Linked DNA regions of Homo sapiens: region 2 is linked to region 1. The links are chromatin loops, found by intact Hi-C in ENCODE. Cell type or tissue: heart left ventricle. All regions are shown on one strand. Each heading gives the region's core, and the rest is flanking DNA. Links, peaks and the distances in the headings are about the cores only.

Region 1 (2,800 bases), core at 96-2,595:
GAAATGAAAGAGACATACAGAGAGAGAGAGAGACAGAGAGAGAGTGTGTGTAGAGGCAGAAGGCAAGCTGGAGGGACCATGGTGCTGAGGAGGCTAGGGTGGGATCCAGATACAGGAGGAAGGGTAGGAGATGTGAGCATCAGGGGTGCTCCCCGGGAGGGCGTGATTTAGCCCCAGGAGCCCGGGGAAGGTAGTCTTTACACTAGTTTCAGGTATCATTTAGGTTGTATTTTGCTTCAAGAAACAGAAAGCTTCACCAGAAATGACTTACAAAGAAACTTCTCATGAGTAGCCCCTCAGAACACCTCTCCTCATATCTTAGCCAAAAAACTGCATGCCTAAACTAATCGCTGCCAGGGATAGAAGCTGGGGACTCTGTGGGAGGCCCCATCCCGGTGCCATAGGGCTGGTGCCTGGACGGCATCCGTTGTGTTAGGGAAAGGGATGGGGGGATCTGAATGGATTCTGGCTTGGCCATAGCACCCACTCCATGACATCCCCACCCAGGTGTCTGCAAGCCCTGAGGTAGGCAGCTCGCTCTGGGTTCCCTCGTCATCTAGCCCAGGAGCGCCGCTCTCCAGCGGATGCCTGGGGAAACCGCGTATGTGCACATACACCGAAAACTATGTCTGCGAGGCGAGATTATGGCTGATTATTTTTTTCCTATTGCTCGCTCTCATTTTTCTTTACAATGAAGTTGTAGACATGTATTACTTCTATAATAACAAAACAGTGAAAAGTAGAAGAAATTGCTGGGGGGCACCGTGACCCCGGGTGATGCCCGAGCTCTGTGGCGCTGTTGACGAGGACTTTCGGGTCTGGCCTCTTCCCGCGGCCCCCTCGGTGCCCTCTGCCTGGAGCCCACTTGGTTTCCAGGCTTTCCCCTCTGCCGAGCCCCTGCCAAGGGCCTAGCCCCTGTCCTCCTCCCATCTCTTCCGCAGCCAGTCTTTCCGTCTCAGCCCCAGCCTCGCCACCCCTGCGCCCAAGTCTCGGCTGATATGTCCTCTTTTTGCCCCCAGAGCCATGATCACTTCACGAGGACCTCTGCTGGTGTCTCCTCTGCTGTCCTGGAGGTCCCAGAGGACAGGAGCTGTGTCCTGTGACCTGCTGACCGCAACGCGTAGCACCTGGAAGGTGTTCATAGGATAGTTCCTCAAATGAGTCAATGGACAGTGAATGGGGAATGGAGTGGACGGTGGACGGGAGGGCAAGTTGTTTCCATGAAAGGAGGAAATTCCTGTGGAGGGAGTGGACAAGGCATGCCTGTTTGAGCCACGCGCAGATGAGTGAGTGGGTGGACGAGGCACGGACTGCGGGGAACCCGTGGGTGGGCGAGGCGTGGACGGCAGGACGCTGTGGGTGGGTGGACGATGTAAAGGGGGCTGGTGGCCGAGGCTATGGGCAGACTACGCGCTCGGCGGGAAGAGCAGGGCGCTAGGGGGCAGACGGGCGAACCGGCCGCGCGCTGTCCGCATCCGCCACGGCGTGGCGCCCCGCACCGTCAGCGCGCCGGGCGGCGAATCCCCTTTCTGCCCAGAAGGGACTTACAAAGAGGAACCTTTTGTCCCAGGCGGCGGTGAAAGGTTCCCGGTGACGCAGGCTTGTAAACAAGTTGAAAACCGGCCCTGGTCAGGCGTCAAGACGACCGCGCAGGCAGTGCTGCCGCGACCTGGGCTCGCTCGCCCGCTGCCGGGTCCCCACAGTTCCTAGCTCGCAGGCGGGGCGCGGTACCAAAGGGGCGCCGGAGGGGCCAGAGACCCCTCCACAGGCCCCAGTGTCCCTTCCTTGAGTTGTTACAGGAATCCACAGAGATATGTTGGGCAGGGCCTCCAAGCCTACAGAGCCCCTCTGCCAAAATGCTAACACATTTTTCTTTTTCTTTTTTTTCTTTTTTTTTTGGCAGCGTTTAGCTCTGTTGCCCAGGCTGGAGTGCAATGGCGCGATCTCGGCTCACTACAACTTCCGCCTCCCAGGTTCAAGCGATTCTCCAGCCTCAGCCTCCTGAGTAGCTGGGACTACAGGCACCCGCCACCGTGTCCGGCTAATTTTTGTATTTTTAGTAGAGACTGGGTTTCACCATGTTGGCCAGGCTGGTCTTAAACTCCTGACCTCAGGTGATCTGCCTGCCTTGGCCTCCCAAAGTGCTGGGATTACAGGCGTGAGCCACCACGCCTGGACCACTCTCACACTTCTAACCCTGCCTGATTTCAAACCTTCAGCCTGATTTTATGCATAATTGAGATTTGTGTGTTTTGTTTGAGACAGGGTCTTGCTCTGTGGCCCAGGCTGGAGTGCAGTGGTGTGATCTCGGCTCACTGCAGGCTCAACCTCCGTGACTCAGGCGATCGTCCTGCCTCAGCCTCCTAAGTAACTAGGGCCACCACAGGCATGCCACCACAGGCATGCCACCACACCTGACTAATTTTTGCATTTTTTTGTAGAGACAGGGTCTAGCTATGTTGTCCAGGCTGGTCTTGAACTCCTGAGCTCAAGTGATCCTTTCACCTTGGCAAGTCCCAAAGGGCTGGGATTACAGGAGTGACACCTCCCCCCACCCCCCGCCACCAACCACATCCGACTTCAAATCCAGCCCCACCCCAGCCTTGGCTTCATCAGATCCAAATTTATTCCAAATCCTGATTGAGGCTCACATTTTGAACCCAATCTTCCCCAAACCCTAACCCAAGGTGTCCACCCCAACTCTAATAAGGTCTTTTAGTGCAAAACCCGTTACTAACAGGATGCTAATTAGAGCACCTGGTAAACTTATAGCAACATACTTTCTTTCTTTCTTTTTTTT
Region 2 (2,800 bases), core at 104-2,603, 76 kb before region 1:
CAGCACCCCTGTGAGGTAGGTGTCACTCCCGTTTCACAGAACAGAAAAAGGAGACCCGCAAAAGATAAATAATTTGTCTAAGGCCACACTGCTGGTAAGAGGCTGAACTGGAACCCAGGCTGGGGTGCCTGCACTGCTGCCCTTCATGCCCCCATGCCTTGGCTGGGCAGCTCCTGCGGCAGGAGCACCATCTGCTCTGCTGCAGGGTGGCCCAGTCACCTCGAGGGCTGCATACTCCTGAGACCGCTTTTCTGCCTTCTCGGGAGGTGTGTGGTTTCCTCTGCTGCTTGCATGTTTCAGTGTTGGCACTGACTTCCTTCTGCCCTTTGTTGCAGCAACTGGCTGTTCTATTTGCCCCTACCAGGTCATAGGCCTCTGACCGCCAAGAGCTCCACGTCTCCTTCCTGTGTCCATATGGGGCAGAGCTCCAGCGTAGTAGAAAGCCAGGGCACGGAGGGGAGGTGATTGTAACTTTGAATGTGTCTTGTTTTTCCTCTGATGCCTGTGTGCAGATCAGAGACATAAGTGGACTGGGAGTGTAAGCAAGGAGTTGCCAGCTCTGGGCTCCAGGACACCTGCTCAGTCTCCCTGGGCATCCATTGTCTCAGTGGGAAAGTGAAAGGACTGGCTTTGGTGATCTGTCAAGATAGTTTCCAGCTCTAAATGTCATCCTAGGATTACATTTTTTATGATAATAGCTTAATCGAGATGACTAGAATAAATTGTTTTCAACTGAATATTTAAGCAGTTAATACTTAATTTGACTTAATCTTCCCAACATCTCCATGTAGTGGGTGAAGAAACAGGCACAGAGGTTGCTTAGGCATAGCTGAGGTAGGACTTCAAATCTCCCTACGGGTTTCACTGTATCTCTTGCTTTTTAAAAACAGTTTGCTTTTGACTTGAATTGCTTGTGATGCTACTTCTAGAGATATTTGGTCTCTGTCCTTGCCAGTAGCCAGGGTGCAAAATGCAGGTCTGGTGGTTCTGATCTGATGGGGAAGTGTCACTTGTTCCTGGTTCCTTGGTGATCCTTGGGTTTCACTCTCATTACTCTTTTTGTTCCAGGATGTTGCGCGAGGTTCTCCGCTCGTAGCAGTCTGTACATTCACTCTAAGAAACACGTGCAGGATGTGGGTGCTCCGAAAAGCCGTTGCCCAGTTTCTACCTGCAACAGACTCTTCACCTCCAAGCACAGCATGAAGGCGCACATGGTCAGACAGCACAGCCGGCGCCAAGGTCTGCACTTTCCACGGCCCCCATGGGGAGCTGCTTCCCTGTGAGAAACGGGAACAGTGCCAGTGCCGTCTGTTCCTTCTTCACCTCTTGGAAGGCGTCAGGCAGTGGGGTTGTGGGCGTGGCTGCCAAGCCAAGTGGCCTCTTTTGCACTCTCTGCCACTTTCTTGCCTTTGACCCTCTAATCCCTCCCATGTCTTTTGTTTTTTGAGACAGGGTCCCTCTCTGTCACCCTGACTGGAGTGCAGTGGTGTGATCATGGCTCACTGCAACCTCAGGCTCCTGCTCAAGTGATCCTCCCACCCCAGTCTCCAGAGTAGCTGAGCCCACAGGCATCCACCACCATGCCCAGCTAATTTTTGCATTTTTTATAGAGACAGGGTTTCACTATGTTGCTCAGGCTGGTTTTGAACTGCTGGCCTTAAGCAGTCTGCCCACCTCAGCCTCCCAAAGTGCTGGGATTACAGGCATGAGCCACCATGCCCTGCCCCTCCCATGTCTTTGAAATGCTTTCCTGGAAGAATGTTTCACTTTGTTGACTTTCCCTAGCATATGTCCCCTAAGCCTGTGTCTCTCACTGGGACTTTTGTCCTGAATTCTGAACCTGCCCCTCCTGTGTTTCCGTCTGCCTCAGCTATTCTATCTCCAAGTAACAAAGGCTAGAGCAGAGTTGTGTTTCAGGAGTGGACTGGGAGTAACGAGGGCTGGAGAGGGCAGGGTTAGAGAGGAAAGTGACGGTGGCCTGGTGACCTGTGAGGGGAATGCTGAGTGTGTGAGTGCCTAGTCATTGGGCAGCTTTGCAGCATGGGACTAGGAAACCTACCCCACTAGGCCTTCTCCACAGTCCAGGATACAGAAGTGCCTGGCAGCTGTGGTGGCGGCCCCTCTGGGGAGCACACCCATGTGCCCTATTCTCTGGGCCCTGGTGCGGTTGTCGCTCCTCACCGGGCCTGGCTGATGGCATCCTAGCTGGCCCTAGAGTTACTTCTGCTGCTCAGTCCGTGGAGGCTGTGTGTGTCACCAACTGGGTCCTCACGTCTCCTGTGTGACCAGCAGCACCACAGCAGAGCACCGGCTTTGGGGCGCAGCTGTGTCACAGCTGCCGCGTTGGCAAGGGACAGGCCTCCATGCCTCGCACAGAGTTTGGTGAGGGGTTGGGCTCAGGGCAGTTCTGTGGCCTTTGCTTTCTTGTGATCCTATTTAGAAGTGGTCATGAAGCCCCTCCTTGGGATCTTGGACACTGATCTTTCACAGTTTACAGCAGTTGCCGTTCAGCTTTATATTTAAATAAATTGCCCTTCTGGCTTTAGTAGTGTCTTGAGGACACGGAATGTGCGTGCCACCTGATTCATGTTGGAGGGTGTCACCTTTGCTCACAGAGGCCCACATGACCAGGCCCCTTTTCTCTGAGGGCTCTGTGAGACTACATCACTTAGGCCTCTCCCCTGTTTGGCCGTTCCCTCTCATGGCACACTTCCCCTTTCCTGACCTGGCCAATTGAGAAGTCTGCAGAGGCCCAGTGTTATACTAGATGCACTTTCCTTAAACTCTAGTGGGATGTGAG

The links. Peaks named below come from ENCODE experiments on the same cell type or tissue, not always from the same donor. Only the 100,000 strongest peaks of a DNase experiment are listed, where the experiment ranks them.
Region 2: it touches region 1 in a loop (2.3-fold over the local background); 14 of 110 quality-filtered maps call a loop at or near these places.

What each region holds. Positions count from the first base shown.
Region 1 is chr3:126,388,121-126,390,920 of GRCh38, reverse strand. LOC107986044 (a long non-coding RNA gene) reads left to right here. Exons shown (of 3, transcript XR_001740563.1): 2 at 1,020-1,286. Among named protein-coding and RNA genes, the nearest start is that of CFAP100-DT, 5.3 kb to the left of the region's middle. RefSeq lists an enhancer at 841-1,389. In heart left ventricle, for the core only: CTCF peaks have their summits at 1,255 and 1,463 (motif pointing right); a DNase peak (open chromatin) is centred at 1,530; H3K4me3 peaks cover 926 bases; H3K27ac peaks cover 556 bases.
Region 2 is chr3:126,464,594-126,467,393 of GRCh38, reverse strand. ZXDC (ZXD family zinc finger C) reads left to right here. Exons shown (of 10, transcript NM_025112.5): 5 at 1,069-1,239. Among named protein-coding and RNA genes, the nearest start is that of ZXDC, 9.9 kb to the left of the region's middle. In heart left ventricle, for the core only: no CTCF peak of the experiment used is centred there; a DNase peak (open chromatin) is centred at 1,313.